Regions from separate parts of the Mus musculus genome. Here region 1 is linked to region 2. The links are chromatin loops, found by intact Hi-C in ENCODE. Cell type or tissue: gastrocnemius. All regions are shown on one strand. Each heading gives the region's core, and the rest is flanking DNA. Links, peaks and the distances in the headings are about the cores only. Region 1 holds the start of Ftsj3 (FtsJ RNA methyltransferase homolog 3 (E. coli)). Region 2 has its middle 9.1 kb from the start of Icam2.

Region 1 (8,329 bases), core at 203-8,202, 140 kb after region 2:
AACTTTTTCCAATTTTTTATTAGGTATTTCCTTCATTTACATTTCAAATGCTATCCTGTAAGTCCCCTATGCCCTCCCCCTACCCTGTTCCCCTACCCACCCACTTCCACTTCTTGGCCCTGGTGTTCCCCTGTACTGAGGCATATAACGTTTGCAAGACCAAGGGGCCTCTCTTCCCAATGATGGCCGACTAGGCCATCTTCTGCTACATATAAAAATATGGAATGCTTCACGAATTTGTGTGTCATCCTTGTGCAGGGGTCATGCTAATCTTCTCTGCATCATTCCAATTTTTAGTGTATGTGCTGCCGAAGCGAGCACTTGGCTGAGACTTTTTTTTTTTTTTTTTGGTTTTTCAAGACAGGGTTTCTCTGTGTAGCCCTGGATGTCCTGGAACTCACTTTGTAGACCAGGCTGGCCTTGAACTCAGAAATCCGCCTGCCTCTGCCTCCCAAGTGTTGGGATTAAAGGCGTGCGCCACCACCCCCGGCTGCTGAGACTCTTAAAGGCAGGTTTAAGTTGCTTCTTTAGCTTCTCCAGCAGTATCTGAAGACCCTGTCCTCTCTAAGATTTCTTAACAAGAGAGACTGGAGAGATGGCTCAGTGGTTAAGAGCACTGACTGCTCTTCCAGAGGTCCTGAGTTCAATTCCCAGCAACCACATGGTGGCTCACAACCATCTGTAATGGGATCTGATGCCCTCTTCTGGTGTGTCTGAAGACAACTACAGTGTACTCATATAAATAAAATAAATTAATTAAAACAAAAAAAGGATTTCCTAATGAGCCCTAGGCAAGTATCACAAAAGGCCCACCACTACTGGTCCAGGAAGAACAAAATCTAATGGAGAGAAACTATTTTGCTCATAGGAGTAGCCTCTGGAGAGGTAACATGGTATGGTGGGAAGGTCCTGGAGTGAGAAGCCTGAGTTCTGGCCCAATTGCTGTGAGTTAAAGGGAAGTCAGTTCCAAGCTGCAAATCTTCTGAAGTATGTATATAGCCTGGAGTGACTGCAGAAACCAGGGAAGTGACACACAAACCATGGTGGGTGTGTGTGTGTGTGTGTGTGTGTGTGTGTGTGGATGTGTAACAGACGGGTGTAAGTGATTTGTAGGGAAAGTGAGAACGGGGGGAACTTTAATTAGAGAGCAGGAAGAAGAGAAATACAGGAGGAAAGAGCAAGGTGAGATAGTAAGGACGTTTGAAAGTCATCAAGGCATTACTATCTACATAATATATAATGCATATAAGCTGTGGATATACTTGTAGTTAAATGCAATTTTCCCATCTGGATTGATAATGCTCCATTCAGGACTGGTTAATAAAAACCCACCACGTCTGAGAAGCCACCTAAAACACAGGCAATTTCTATTGCTCGTGGTGCCCCCTCCTCCCGAGGAGTGAAGCACGACTCCATTGCTGAAGGCACCGTTCAACTTCACACACAGGACCCAGAGCACTTGATTTGGCTGCCTTTTCCCTAAGGCGCCACACAAGCTTCTCGGGGGCAGGAGGGGGGGGGGGGCGAGCAACCAACAGTTCTCTTCAGCTACGATGCCTATGAACCGCGATTACTGTGGTGGCGCCCAACAGTTCTCAAATTGGACTTGCAGCCTGCTTAACAGGAGGAAAACCACACCTGGTATTAGAAACATAGCCAACTACCCTGGGCTAGTTAAGTTATGGATCTTGGAGAACCTACAATCACCACTTTACCTGCATCATTCCTAACTGCAGTGCATTTACTATAGACAAATGTAGTTCTAATCCCTTCTCAAGAAACTTCTCTTGGCAGCAAACGGAGACAATTACAGACAACCACAACTGATCAAAATGTAGAGACCGAGACTCAGCAGTGCCGGGTCCCAACTGACGCACGTACAACGCAACCCCTACACCTAAGGCTCGGAGCTCCAAGATTCCAGGAGCCAGAGAGACAAAAGTCTGCTGGGAGACTGTCTCTTAGAAATGTCAGAGGCCACACTCATGAAATCTCATCAATATGGCTGCTTAAATTAAGTCCTGAGCATTGATGACACCAACGGGCTTGCTTGCTAACCCGGAGGGGAGAGGTTCATTCATGGCGCCTCAACCCTAGACAAAGAATTAAGGGCTCCTGAGGAATGCTAAGAGGACAACAGACTTCTCCAAGGAGGAACCCCCATTTGGTTATCCAATACCAAGTGAGCATATACATACAGGTAACATTATATAGACTGAACAGGTTGTATTTAAGTATTTAGGGTGGTGGTGGTGATAAGGATTTCAAAATATAAAATTAGGAAAAAACAAAACAAAAAAAAAAAAACCCAAAAATTAGGAAAAACAGTTAGTCTAATAGGTAGGCATGATGACACAGGCTCGTAATTCCAACCCTAATGAGGCTGAGGCTGGGAGCTGGAGAGTGTCAGACCAGTCTGGGCTATACAATGAGATTCTATTTTAACAAATCCATTAAATAAACAAAAATAAGACAAAGGCAAGACAACAGAAGACAGACAACAGCATCCACTCTCCTGCTTCATTTCAGACCCAGGAGGGATGAAATCACATAGAGAAGCATTAAAAAGGGATAAAAACCATACTGGGTGTGGAGGCTCATGCTTTTATCCCAGCACCTGGGAGGCAGGCGAATTCTGAGACTGAGTCCAGCCTGGTCTACATGGGGAGTTGTGGGTCAGTTGCGGGTACATGGTGAGACATTTGTCTAAAGAAGAAAAAGTAAACTAAACGGAAGAACTGCAAATGTGCCTGAGGTTCAGGCATTCTCTCTGCGGCTTCCCTCCCAAACCCATTCTCGCTCCCACTCCCACCTTTGGCCAGTGGTTCCTCTGTAGGTGGTTTTGTTTTCCAGACAGGGCTGTACGTAATCCAGACTGGCTTCAAACTCAAAACACTGCTCCTGCCTCGGCTCTGGAGTGGCAACCTTACAGGTGTAATATTTGACTCTTGGGCCCGGAGAGGTGGATAAATGAGCCAGCCGCTCCTCTAGAGAACCTGGGTTCGATTCCCAGCACCCACATGGCCGCTCACAACTTTCTATAACTCCACTTCTAGGGCATCCTACACTGTCTTCTGGCCTTCACAGGCAAATGTAGGGCACAGACATTGGATGCAAGCAAAACACCCAAACACATAAAACGAAAAACCTGGAAAAGCAAGCAAGCAAGCACACAAACAAAAAATCCTAACTAAACACTATTCCCATCAAAGAGATTATCAATCTACCTTACACAGCTTGGTACCTCCTGACTACAAAGGAGCTGGAGAGATGGCTCAGCAGTCAAGAGGGTTTCTTACTGCTTTTGCAGAGGGCCTGGGTTTAGTTCTCAGCACCTGTAGTAGCTCATAACTATTTGTACGTAACTCAAGTTTCAGGGGATCCACTGCCCTCTTCTGACTTGCACAGACATCTGTATATATGTGATACACATAAGCTTACGCAGGCATATATACATATACACATAAGAAACAGACAAGCAAAGAGCTGCAAACGAACAACATTGGAAAAGAACTCTTTGCTGCACTCCCAGTGGAAAAAGGACACAGAGAAATCTGCACCTACCAGCTCCCGTCCTCCACTAGCTCCCTTTGCTGTCTGTACTCACCTGGAGTTCTTCAATCTTGGACAGATAATATTGACGGAGTCCACTGCCTGCCTTCCCCTCTTCCAGTTCCATCTGAAGACAAGTGTAAGTGTTAAAAAAAAAAAAGAAGAAAAGAAAAGAAAAGAAAAAGAAAAGGCATAAAGTACTAAAGGGTAAAGCCAAAGTATTTTCGAGGCACTCTACCATATAGCTTAAGAAACAAGGTCAGGAAAATACCATTCCCTTTTCCTCAGAAACTGGTATCTCGATGGGCGAGGTCTGTGTGTTTGAACTTCGGAGGCTTAGTTCTTGGTTCTAAGCCTTCATTTCTGAATCCACTACAAGGATGCAATTACCGCCTACCTTCGAGGACTTTTAGGAGTCTCAAGGGGCCATATACCCACCGAGCGCACTGCCCTGTGGCTAGAGCTACACATCCCCAGGGTTTAACTACTACAGACAAAGGCAGAACAGAGGGACCAAGTCCAGGTCGAAGCCCAGGCCATTCCGGCTTGCCAGCTTCATTCAGTTTCCACCCACCCCTGTCCTGCTTTCCTCAGGGCGGCGCTGACACAGCAGATCCAGTCCCAGGCAGAGTCCGGTCTGACGTGATCCACCCACCCCTGATCCACTGGACCCTCTCGCTCGTGGCCACCCCTCACTTCAGATTTTGTGCACTCCACACTCAGCTTGGATGCCGCCCAGCCGCCGCGGCAGAATCCTTACCTGCTCTGGCCCATCAAGCGCCATCTTCCCTCTCTCGGCAGGGATCGCCGGCATCCAAGTCACTCTATCGCGCAGGCGCGGAGGCGAAAGCATGCGCCCTGGGTCACCACCGAGAACAGTTCCGGGTCAATGGGCGGGGTGTGTGGCGATACAAACACAGTGGCTGTATTAGTAGAGGCTCTACTGGAGGTCACTAGTTTTGTGAAGAGATATAGAACTTCTGGTTGATGCTTCCTAGCGTTTAGGATACGAGTTATTGCACTCTACTTCCTAGCCTCTACTTTTAACTTGTAAGGCCTGCTGACAAAAAAATTTTGGCCACACTCAAAATGGCGGAAATCATGACGCCAGGAATGTAGGAAACGCGCGCAGAAGCGGAAGTACGATTACTGCCTACATGTGCTGCTTCCTAAGAGTTGAAAACCTGCGGAGTTAAGGGCTATCTAACGTCTGGGTAAGTGATTGCTCCACCGCCTGAGGAACCGAAGCGAGATCCAGTGCTCGGAAAGACGATCTCACCTTTTTCTTTCTCCCCAGAGTGAGTGATACTCCCCCATCCCGCCATGGGCAAGAAAGGCAAAGTAGGCAAGAGCCGGCGGGACAAGTTCTATCACTTGGCCAAGGAGACTGGTGAGTGGGTTCGCGCTGAGGAACAACATCCCCGTCTTTTCGCTTCTTCTAGTCCCGAGTTCCTTTTCCTTCGAGGGGGTTATGGGATTGTGAGGCTTTCCTCCTGGGAAAGGCCTCCGTAGACGGTATTGCCTTATACACCCACTCTCCACGATCCAGGTTATCGTTCGCGCTCTGCCTTCAAACTGATCCAGCTCAATCGCCGCTTTCAGTTCCTGCAGAAAGCCCGGGCCTTGTTGGACCTGTGTGCTGCGCCTGGCGGATGGTAACGTTTGGCAGGGGCTGCTATGATGACACGTTCCTGGCACTGGTTGGCTTTGAGTTGCTTTTCGGGGAGGATGGGAATCCGATTACACAATTCAGATTAAATATTCCATAGTATGTGTCTCTCTCAAATTTTGGAAGGGAGCGTCATTTTCCCCCTCTTGTGGTACTGAACCTAAGGACTTAACTCATGCTAAGGACTTAACTCATGCTAGGCAGCCCCTCCACCACCGAGTTATATCTCCAATTGCTTTATTTTGAGACAGGGACGCTGAAAAATTGCCAAGGATGGCCTTGAACTTTTGGTCTTAATCTCTTGCCCTCCTTAGTGGCTGGTAATGCAGCCCTGTGTTGCCATGCCCAGCAGGTTGCTTCTTGAATGTATGCATAGACATTTGGCCACTACACTTAACAGGTGCCTCTTAAGGGGATGAGAAGTCACCTTGCCAAGGGAGGATGAAAGGTATTTAAATCTGTCTCTTTCACAGGCTGCAGGTGGCTGCCAAGTTTATGCCTGTATCCAGTCTTATTGTAGGTGGGTGACTCTTGGGTATTTGAGGGGGAGGGGTGGGTTAGGTACTAATTTTGTCCTACATCTTCCTCCACCCTGTAATACTGAGTTAACATCTTTTAGGAGTGGACCTCGTTCCAATCAAGCCTCTCCCCAATGTGGTGACTCTCCAGGAGGATATCACAACAGAACGCTGTAGGCAGGTAATAAGACCTCTCCTTCTTTTCTTTCCTCTTTATGTGCTGGTGTCATTGCCTACTTATTTATTTATTTAGTGTGTGTGGTCTTTCGAGACAGGGTTTCTCTGTGTAGCCCTGGCTGTCCTGGAACTCACTCTGTAGACCAGGCTGGCCTTGAACTCAGAAATCTGCCTGCCTCTGCCTCCCAAGTGCTGGGATTAAAGGGGTGTGCCACTAGTGCCTGGCTGTCATTGCCTCTGAAGAGTGAATGAAACACTTCCCAATTTACCATGGTTTCAAGCACGTGGCCAAAAAGACTGACAATCCTTGTGTACATTTCCATCTTTATTTACAATCAAGTGTTTTTGTTTTTCCCTGAGATAGAGTCTTGCTGTGTACTTTAGGATAGCTTCTAACTGTGTAGCCCACACTGATGTGGAGCTGAGTACATAGCCTAGTTTGGCCTTGATCTTGCAGTCTCTCTCCCTCTGCCTCTGGGATTGCAGTCGAGTGCCACCGTGCCTGGCAGGGATAGTACTGTGAATTGGTGGAAGGATGAGAGATCTATCTTCAGAAAAATTCTTTCCAGGGAACTAATTCTAAGCTTGGGGAAGATGTATATTTTTTGTTGCTGTTGCATCCCTAGTACCTGGTGCAGGATGTTGGCACTGGTGGGCGCTCAGTGCATGACTAGACAGATGACTGAACCAGAGTTCTGTTCTTAGCAGTTACTGTGTTTCCATTGCTAGAACCCCTTTACTTTCATTAGGCCCTGAGGAAGGAGCTGAAGACCTGGAAAGTTGATGTTGTGCTCAATGATGGGGCTCCCAATGTGGGGGCTAGTTGGGTCCATGACGCTTACTCCCAAGGTACAGGGAATGTGGGCTTGGAGGTGAGGGTGGAGGTAGCACATCGAAAGGCTGCAGAGGTTCCCTGACTGTTTCCGTCCTACAGCTCACCTAACTCTGATGGCTCTGCGTTTGGCTTGTGATTTTTTGGCCCGTGGTGGTTGTTTCATCACAAAAGTCTTTCGTTCCCGAGACTATCAGCCCTTGCTGTGGATCTTCCAGCAGCTGTTCCACCGTGTCCAGGCCACGAAGCCCCAAGCCTCTCGCCATGAATCTGCAGAAATCTTTGTAGTCTGTCAAGGTGAGACGTTATTCCTTCCTCTTGACACAACCTAATTATGAAAGCAAACTTTTATTTAATCTATCTTCTCCTTTTAGGATTCCTGGCTCCGGACAAGGTTGATGCTAAATTCTTTGATCCCAAGTTTGCCTTTAAGGAGGTTGAAGTTCAGGCTAAAACTGTTACTGAGTTGGTGACAAAGAAGAAGCCAAAGGTGGTTTTGTTGTTACTGTTGTAAGAAATGGATTCTGAAACTGGGAGAACTTGATTATCTAAGAAGCGACTGTCTAGTAATTATCTTTATTTCTCTTCCTAAGGCTGAAGGCTATGCCGAAGGTGACCTTACTCTTTATCACCGAACCTCAGTTACGGACTTCTTGCGAGCTGCCAATCCTGTTGACTTCCTCTCCAAGGCCAGCGAAGTGAGTTCCCAGAGTGAGAGTCTCCGGGAGGCCTGAAAACATGGCCAGAACAACATCCCATTCCCTTCCCTCACAAACAGATCTCAATAGATGATGAAGAGTTGGCACAGCATCCAGCTACAACTGAAGACATTAGAGTATGCTGTCAGGACATCAAAGTGCTGGGGCGAAAGGAACTTAGGTACACAGGTGTAAGGGCAACATGATGTTGGACTCTGGGGACCAGGATTTTGTTGTTTATGGCTAAACCCTGAAATCTGGAGTGTGGGCTTTTAAGGAAGAGACAGGGACAAAGATGGGGGTAGATTAGTCAGTAATAGTATTTCTTGGGCAGGTCTCTTCTGAATTGGAGAACAAAGCTTCGGCGATATGTGGCTAAGAAGCTGAAAGAGCAAGCAAAGGCATTGGACATCAGGTAAGGAGGAGGTAGCCAGGGTTAGGGAGGGTTGGGTGTGGGATCAAGTGTCTGGGAAAATAAACACACCTTTCGACTGGTTTGCCAGCCTCAGCTCAGAAGAAGAAGAAGAAGGTGATGAAGAAGAGGCAGTAGCTGAGACAAAGCAGGCGCCAGAGGAAGAAGAAGAGAGAGAGGAAGAACAGCTTAATCGGACTCTGGCAGAGATGAAAGCCCAAGAAGTGGCAGAACTCAAGAGGTGAGGGGTCTGAGGAGGAGTATATGAAAAGGGTAAAGGACACTCAAGTTTTGGAGACAAGCAGGTTAAATCCCTCAACATCTGATCAGGAAGAAGAAGAAGTTGCTTCGTGAGCAGAGGAAGCAGCGGGAGCGTGTCGAGCTGAAGATGGATCTGCCTGGGGTTTCTATTGCAGATGAGGGGGAGACAGGCATGTTCTCCCTGCGAACCATCCGTGGCCAGCAGGTAAG
Region 2 (8,329 bases), core at 150-8,149:
CCATGATGCAATACAGAAAGGATGGAGGTCTGAGATCACTGGATATGGCTGAGTGGTTTCCACCAAACTGAGGATAGGCACGAAACTCTCCTCAGTCCACCTGACTTTGTGGAAGTTTTATGTGCATGCGGTTCAGTTAGCTGTAGCAGCTCCTTTTCCCAAAGTAAAAGGCTAATCTGTTGGTTGCTGCTGTGACTGCTGCAGAGCCATCTCTGGCTGCAAGCTGTCTTGTGCTGGCCCTTGCTTGTCATCTGCAGGGCTTTGGTCCCACTCTCCAGCTGTGCCAGGATTCTTTTGTCTGCTTCTGGGTCTGCTCCGTTTTCACCACTGCCTTCATCATCATGGTCCAGAGGTGTAGGAAGAGCCAGGAGTGCAAGCAGTAGCTACCCTGGAGAGAGCCATTGAAATTCACCCTGCTCTGTGGCTGATTTTCCAGCAGTGTCCTTGCTCATCCCTCTTGTCTGGAAGCCATGGTGTTGGCCATCTGGGGCCTGACATCAGCTTCACCTGAAGGTTATCAGACCTCTACCTGAGGTCTGAATTCTTTTAAGCCAAAGTGCCTGCTCCCCTCCTCTCCCCTTCCCCCCCCCCATCTTGGTTTTCATGATGAACTAGTGAATTTCCGTGCGTAAATCTGGTTGCTCTTGGCACTTTGGTCTCTTCTGTACTTACTAGAAAGCCTCCGAAGCCCGTCTGTGCTGAGCCACCCCCAGAGCAGCCTTATCCACACTGCTTGCCAGAGTCCTGTGGCCTCATCTCTCCTGTTCCCCTGTGTGTTTGGGTATAGTATTCCTTCCCAGTTGTCCCTAAAATTGTGATGGGGGAGTCCCCACTCACCTAAGCATTACCAGCCAGCTATGTGGCATCCCAACACGAAGACCTTGTGTAGTTCTTTTTGCAATGACATATTTATTGAATCTATTTATATTTATTTAATTTTTACTCTGAAGTATATCCGGTTACAATTGCACTTGCTTAAAGCACATCAGATCTATTTTGGACAATACCCCTGACCATTCTAAAACTGGAAAAGGAAAAGTTACACTGTATCCTGCCACCTTATGGTAGCCTTGTCTTTAAAGGGTGAATAATTTGGTCTGGGTAAAATGTTAATTTTTAGATGATTTTTTAAAAAAATCTTGTGCCATGTGTCTTCTCTGTGGACAGTTAATTGTTTAATTGATATGTGCTGATTGTGTGATTCACTCCTCTTTGTGGAAACTAAAATATTCTTTTTAGCTTTATATTTTATAAACTGCCAGATTGTACAACTTTTATGTGTATTTTTAAAGCTCATGATATGAGGATCATTATCTAAACGGCCTATTTTTTTACCTCTTTTACAGTTTTATAATTCTGCTCATTGATGAAGGCGACTTATGCTGAGCCAACCACAAATAAAGGTAGTTTTAGATTTGGGAGTTGCCTTGTTTCTTAAAGACTAGAGTGCCGCTCAGAGCAAGGAGCCAGGCCCACCCACGTCAGAGGTGCAGCATCTGCTCGGCCTGAACAGCTGGCATCTGCAGTAGACTCCAGAGCTATAACATCCTCCTTGGGGGCTGTTGAAGAAAAAACTGCCTTGGAATGTTTCAGGAAATTTCCTGAAGCGCCCTTTATTGAATTTCAGGAAGGTAGCCCATTGGGACCAACCTACTTCAGAGTGGGAATTAGATTTCCAAGTGAATAGGATTCTGGACTAAGGTACCTGGGAAGAGAGAAGATTAACTCCAGCCACCAACTGAAGAGTACACTGGGGAACCCATGGCTCCAGCTGGATATGTAGCAGAGGACTGCCTTATCAGGCATCACTGGGAGGGGAGCCCCTTGGTCCAGTGGAGGCTTGATAGGGGAACGCTAGGCTGCTAAGGCAGGAGTGGGGGGGGAGCATCCTCATAGAGGCAGGGGGAGGGGAGGGGGGCTTGTGGAGGGGAAACTGGGAAGGGGGATAACATTTGAAATGTAAATAAATAAAATAACTAATTTTTAAAAAGCACTAGGGAAGAGGGACCGTCCAACCTGGACCATGTTAGCAGCTCACACGACAGCCATGTCCCCACGGGATGTGCCAATGCAGCCTGCAGTCCATTTAGAATCTCCCTGTGCTTCCTCATCCTCCTGTCTAGAGAAGTCATGGAGGCTCCCAGGGCTCTTGCCCCAAGTCAAGGACTGTTTACAAAGCGCACACCCCAGGACCTCACTAGCCTCAGAACATCTTGTCAGACACTGGAGATGCTAACCATCCCTCCTACTTCATGCCTCAGGAGCCTAGAAGGTCCTGAGGCTTGTGGTCATATCTTTTCAAGTTTTAAATCTTGAACCCAGCCACATCCTCAGGAGACCAACCTCTTCCATGACCCAAAAAAGCCTATTGAGGTTTGGTCCCCAGAAGGACACTTACTGGGAGGTGGTAGAGACCTCAATTCTGTGAGTGGTGGTGCAAGGAGGGGGACAGTTAGGTAGTTTCCAAGTGTGCCCTTAAGAGGATTTGGCCACCTCCCCTTCCTCTGTTTTCTGGTTACAAAGTAAGTAGTTCATTCCTTTGGCCTCAGGGCAGCTAGAAAGGCGACTGACAAGTAGACTGGGAGGGAGGCCAGGTCTATGCCTCAGAACTCTACGATATCCTTACAGTCAGTCACCCAGCCCCTACTTCCAGGAACTGCCATCCTGATCTCCACCGAGTTCCAGAGTAACAGGCGTGAGTAGTCTGGGAGGAGCAAAGGAGTCTGGGAAAGCCAGGATCCAGTACTGTCTCTCCCTCCACAGTGAGAGATCACAGTCCCTGTAAACGACCAAGGAGGTCAAAAGGGTTGCTGCCAGGCCCCACCACAAAGGATGACTCTATTTGCAGCTGCTCACTGGCTTAAAAAAAGAACAACCCCAGGCTGGAGAGATGGCTCATCGGTTAAGAGCACTGCCTGCTCTCCCAGAGGTCCTGAGTTCAAGTCCTAGCACCCACGTGATGGCTCACACCCATCTGTAATAGGATCCAGTGCCCTCTTCTGGTGTGTCTAAAGACAGCGATGACAGTGTACTCATGTATACAAGATAAATAAAAAGAAAAGATTCAGTTAATAATTAAAAAAAAAAAGCAAACAAGCTGTGTAAACCCTGTGCTTGTTGGATTTTCCCCTTGCCAAACATGCAGTCTTGGGCTCTTCCAAAGGAAAGAGTGTATCCTCCCTCCTAGTCTCCAGTTGAGCTCACTGGTTTTATTTAGCCGTGAAATAGAAAAGGGGCTGGGCGTGGTCATACTTGCCTTTAATCGCAGCACTCCAGAGGCAGGCAGATCTCTGTGAGTTTAAAGGTCAGCCTGATCTACATAGCCAGTTCCAGGTCAGCCAGGGCTGTGTAGTAAGATCTTGTCTGGGGGGGGGGGGAGAAAAAAGGGGGTGGGGTGGGGGAGGCTGAGGCAAGAGGATTGCCAGGAGGAGTTCAAGTCCAGCCTGGTCCTCATAGGCACCTCCTGCATGTCTGCATGTCCTCTTCTCAGCTTTTCAGTTCCTGGATGTTTATGGATGTGTTCTTTTACGTCTATATTATTCTCCTTAAAAACAGTCCCTCGGGGGCCTAGAGAGAGAGCATACTGGTTTCCAGAGGAACCCAATTCAGTTCCCAGCACCCACATGGCATATTCCACAGTCACTCGTAACTCCAGTTCCAGGGGGACCCAATACCTTCTTCTGGCTTCTGTGAGCACCTGGACTCATGTATACATACCCTTATGCAGACAAAACACATAGACAAATAAATAAAACTAAGATTACCAAACTGCCTGGTGACTCACACCCTTCGGAGGCTTGAGGCAGGATTGCCATGAGGTCTAAACTTACCTAGGCTATCCAGTGAATTTCAGGCCAGCCTGGACTACAGGGTGAAATCCTTTCTCAAAACACAGTTTCTCAGGGACTCGTCTGCATCCCAATCCACTTTTGAACACAAAGGAACGTTGGGGCAGCCACCCAGCCCAGAGATGTAATTCTCATGCCTTTTAGAGAAGGTGGTGGCAGGATGCTTACTTTCTCCACCACTAGATGGCACTCATGTGCTGTCCATCCCCAGATCTCCTGCAGTGGCTTGTTCTTAGTGTGGCCACTCGCATGACCAGCCTGAATGCTGATCTGACTCCTCACCCTGCAGTGGGATTCCCCTGAAATGAGGCTGGGGTCCAGACCAAGGGAGACAAAGAGACCTAGCTTTCCTTTTTCTTTTCAAACGGTTTTTATTTAGTTTGTTTTTATGTATGTGGGTGTTTTGTCTGTATACCACATATATGAAATAACCACAGAGGTCAGAAGAGGGTGTCAGATCCCAATGGGACTAGTGTTACAGTTGTGATCCAGTGAGTGCTCTTAACCACTGAACCATCTTTCCCCCCAGGGACCCAGCTTTCTAAACCCAACTCCTTCGTCGGCTGATAGGTTTTTTAATAACCCCATAGCCACAAGCTTTCCCATTACAAGTTAACATTGGCCAGAATATATGCCACCCCTGTCCCTTGAAGAGTGAAGGTGATCCTGGAACTGGGCATTCCAAGAACCCCTGCAACAGTACAGGTGCCACTGTGTCCTTGAACAGAGGCTACGAGGACACAGATACCAACTGGAGCTACCAATCTCCGTTGTGTGCCTCTATTTACAAACTCTTGTTCGATGGTTTTACAAATTATCTGTGTAACCCAGGATTCCAGACTGACCCACAGCCTCTTATTTGGGCTCTCGGCCAATGAGTTTCCAGTTTACTGTGAAACTCTAGCCTTCTCCGTCCTGATCAACACCTTACTCTGCTTTCTGCATGTGGTTCGTTGGATATTATTTACTTAGCTCTTCTTCACTCTGCTAAAACAACGTATACACCTGTCACCTCTTACACCGGCTGGTTTTGTGTGTCAACTTGACACAAGTTAGAGTCATCAGAGAGAAGGAGCCTCAGTTGAGAAAATGCCTCCGTGAGATCCAGCTGTAAGGCATTTTCTTTATTACTGATCAGTGGGGGAGGGCCCAGCCCATGGTGGGTGGTGTCATCCCTGGACTAGTGGTCCTGGGTTCTATAAGAACACAGGCTGAGCAAGCCAGGAGAAGCAAGCCAGGAAGCCACACCCTCCATGGCCTGTGCATCAGCTCCTGCTTCCAGGTTCCAGCCCTGCTTGAGTTCCTGTCCTGACTTCCTCCAATGATGGATTATGATCTGGAAGTGTTAACGCTGAATAAACCCTTTCCTCCCCAACTTGCTTTTTGGTCGTGGTGTTTCATCACAGCAATAGAAACCTTAATTAAGATACTTCTCTACCCACCAAGGGAAAAGAGGGTGGGGGATCAACTCAGAATAAACAAACCATTAACAGTGTGCCCACGCTGAGCCAGTGATAGCATAGATATCCCGATTGCTCTCTACAGGGTGGAGTGCAAGTGTGTGTTTAGAGTAGAGAATATGCGAGAACATCCCAGCTGTCCTTTCCCATCTCAAAAGAGACTATAGGACTTTGCTTAGTGTCATGAGAGGTGACTCCTACCATATGTGTCCATCATTGCCATACACCGTCCTTCCTAGAAGCTAAACCAATGCCTCCTCTCCCCGACATCTAGGACTTTAAACCTCTAAAACTGAACTAAATATTTTTTTTTCCTTTCTAAGTTTGATCAGCAGGGCTGGAGAAATGGATAATTGGTTAAGAGCATTAGCTACTCTTCCAAAGGACCAGGGTTCAATTCCCACCACTGACATGGTGGCTAACAACTACCTGTAACTCCATTTCCAGGGAATCTGATGCCCTCTTCTAGCCTCTATGTGCACCAGGCTTGCATGATATACACAGACGTATACACATAATAAAAGAAAAAACCCACATATATTATACCTCAGGTGTTTTGTTGTAAAAATATGATGCTGACTGATACAGATGTCTACCCCAATTTATGTCTACAACAGATGCCTCTAAAACATATGGCAGGATATTTTAAAGTTAATTTGAAGTCAGGCATTGTGGCCTGACTTTAGTCCTAGTACCCCAGAGGCAGAGGCAGGACTATCTTTGCATTCAGCTAAGCCTGATCTACAGAGTGATCAGGGCAGCCAGGGCTACACAGAGAAACCTGATCTGGTGGGGAGGGCGTTTGTTGGGGGGTGGGGGGAATTGCTTTGAAGAAATTGAGGCACAAAAGCACCAAGAGAAATTGTTCCAGAGTCAGCAGACCCCAGCATTCTTGGTTGGCATTCATTCACAGACTGAACATTCTGTGGACTCCTGATAAGATCTAATTTGTGACTTTGCTGAGCCAGAGCTTTAGCCGGTATAGGCTGTGAAACTGATCCATGGGGACAAGATCCTTTGCTTTTGAGTGAACCTAGCTGGCTGGTTTCCCAGGACCCACCCCTAGCGCCTGGCTTCCTCCTTGTTAAAACAAAACCTCCCTGCTGGAGTAAATGACTTGCTAGTTGAGGCTACAGACTTGAAGAAATTTTGGGTGATGATTCTTAGTCACTAAGAACTTTTAGTGGAGTGCAGGACATAGCCAGAGAAGAGGGTGCTCTGTGTCCGCTACAAGCACAGAGGACAGACGAGACGGATGGCTTATTCCGTTGAAGGCCTCAAGCTGCTGCACATCAAGGAGAGCAAGCAAGCCTCCAGCTCTTCTGTAACTTGCAGTAAGCAGCCATCTGACACAGCTTTGTGTTCCCAAAGAACTGAAGCTGAACTTGCCTGGCCCTTTAACCAGTTTCAAATGCACGGTTCTGTAGTATTATATAATCGCACCTTTCTGCAGTGGCTGAAGCATTCATGGATAGGGGTCCGCCACATTTCCAGCTGGGACGCAAAGAGGAAGGAACATAGTCCCACGATGTCTTTCAAAGATGGTCCCTGAGTGACTTACAGATCTCCCAGAGGTCCTTACTCTCTTTTAAAGAATTTTAGGTCATGAGTTCAGGGTTCTTTCAGGCAATGGCCACTTGGCGCTGTTGTTCCTGGGCAGTGGACACATAGAACATTGTGGCAGGGAGCGGGGGGGGGGGGGGGGGGCAGGGGGTTGAAATACTTACTTTGTGGTAGCCAGAGAGCAGAGAGAAAGACAAATTGAAAACTGGAATTTGAACCAACAAGGTAGCTCAGCAAAAAACGGTGTATATGGAACCCGATGACCAGAGTTCAATCCTCAGGACCCACATGGTAAGAGAGAGCTAACGTGTTCTCTGCGTCTCGTGGCACACATATCTGCACTCATGAACGTGTGCACACTAAATAAATATGCGCACTAATAAGTTTTTGTAAAAAAGACAATGGGGGTGTGTGTGATGGAGAGATGGCTAAGAGCACTGACTGCTCTTCCGAAGGTCCTGAGTTCAAATCCCAGCAACCACATGGTGACTCACAGCCATCCGTAATGAGATTTGACGCCTTCTTCTGTTGTGCCTGAAGACAGCTACAGTGTACTTATATATAATAATAAATAAATCTTTTTAAAAAAAGCTAAAAAGACAATGGGAATTTGCATACTACATCATAGCAACAATATTTACAACAGCTAGAAAGTGCAAGTATCACAGGGGTCCAGCTGTGGACAGGGAACTGATAAACAAAAATGTGGTGGTCACTGTATCCAATGAAGCCGTCCTCAGCCTTAGAAAAGGATGTTCTGCCACATGGCTGAACCCTGAAGATGCTGAATACATGAAGCCATCACAGAAGGACCTAGAGAAGTCAACCGAAGAGTTGGGTGTGGTGGCTCATGCCTGTAACCCTAGCTAGCCCTCAAAAGGCTGAGGCTGGAAAACTGAATTTGGGGCTAGCCTGGTCTATGTGATGAGGATCCTGCCCTCCCCCAAGAAAACCCACAAAGTGATAGATTTTCTTAGGTATATTTTAGGACAGTGTGTAGTAAAAACCGGTAGTAGAGCTAAAGTCATGTTAATTTGGTGTAGAAACCACAGCACAGGAAACACGTGACTCCTGAGAGAGTTAACAGTTCAACTGGTAGAAACTTACACACACAACCACATTGCGGCAGGATCCCCAATTGCCAGCACGCGGTAAGTCACAGCATCTGGCTTTCCCCAGTTCCCCTCCCAGGAGCCCAGCAGCAGGGAACTTTTGGCCTCTTGAGTGTTAAGTAAGCCTGAATTCTGATCTCTTCTTCTCAGTGGAGCACCTCCCTAAAAGTTTCTAAACATTTGTTTTTCTGGTCCCCAGCCCACCATCTCTGCCCCGCCTTAGTGACTGTTTCCTGTTTTGTTTTCTTCCCTCCCTTCCTGCTCTGGGTGGCATCCCTTTAGGTTACAGATTTAGAAACATAGCCCTAGCTGACCTGGAACACACAGAGCAACCCCTGATTCTGTC

The links. Hi-C counts contacts between places; a loop is a spot of excess contacts. Peaks named below come from ENCODE experiments on the same cell type or tissue, not always from the same donor. Only the 100,000 strongest peaks of a DNase experiment are listed, where the experiment ranks them.
Region 1: it touches region 2 in a loop (5-fold over the local background); 2 of 42 quality-filtered maps call a loop at or near these places.

What each region holds. Positions count from the first base shown.
Region 1 is chr11:106,252,198-106,260,526 of GRCm38, reverse strand. Ftsj3 (FtsJ RNA methyltransferase homolog 3 (E. coli)) reads left to right here and starts at 4,443. Exons shown (of 21, transcript NM_025310.3): 1 at 4,443-4,766; 2 at 4,850-4,942; 3 at 5,102-5,207; 4 at 5,695-5,741; 5 at 5,841-5,920; 6 at 6,666-6,765; 7 at 6,851-7,045; 8 at 7,123-7,238; 9 at 7,342-7,446; 10 at 7,527-7,627; 11 at 7,781-7,861; 12 at 7,950-8,099; 13 at 8,189-8,324. The coding sequence starts at 4,876. It overlaps Psmc5 (protease (prosome, macropain) 26S subunit, ATPase 5), which reads right to left and starts at 4,342. Exons shown (of 11, transcript NM_008950.1): 1 at 4,313-4,342; 2 at 3,608-3,679. The coding sequence starts at 4,336. Gm23645 (a small nuclear RNA gene) reads right to left here and starts at 321; the gene lies at 214-321. In gastrocnemius, for the core only: CTCF peaks have their summits at 3,585, 4,091 and 4,299; DNase peaks (open chromatin) are centred at 3,593, 4,395, 4,665 and 5,110; H3K4me3 peaks cover 2,915 bases; H3K27ac peaks cover 2,284 bases.
Region 2 is chr11:106,387,740-106,396,068 of GRCm38, reverse strand. It overlaps a transcript of Icam2 not described here. Among named protein-coding and RNA genes, the nearest start is that of Icam2, 9.1 kb to the right of the region's middle. In gastrocnemius, for the core only: a CTCF peak has its summit at 4,031 (motif pointing right); a DNase peak (open chromatin) is centred at 4,043; H3K27ac peaks cover 2,508 bases.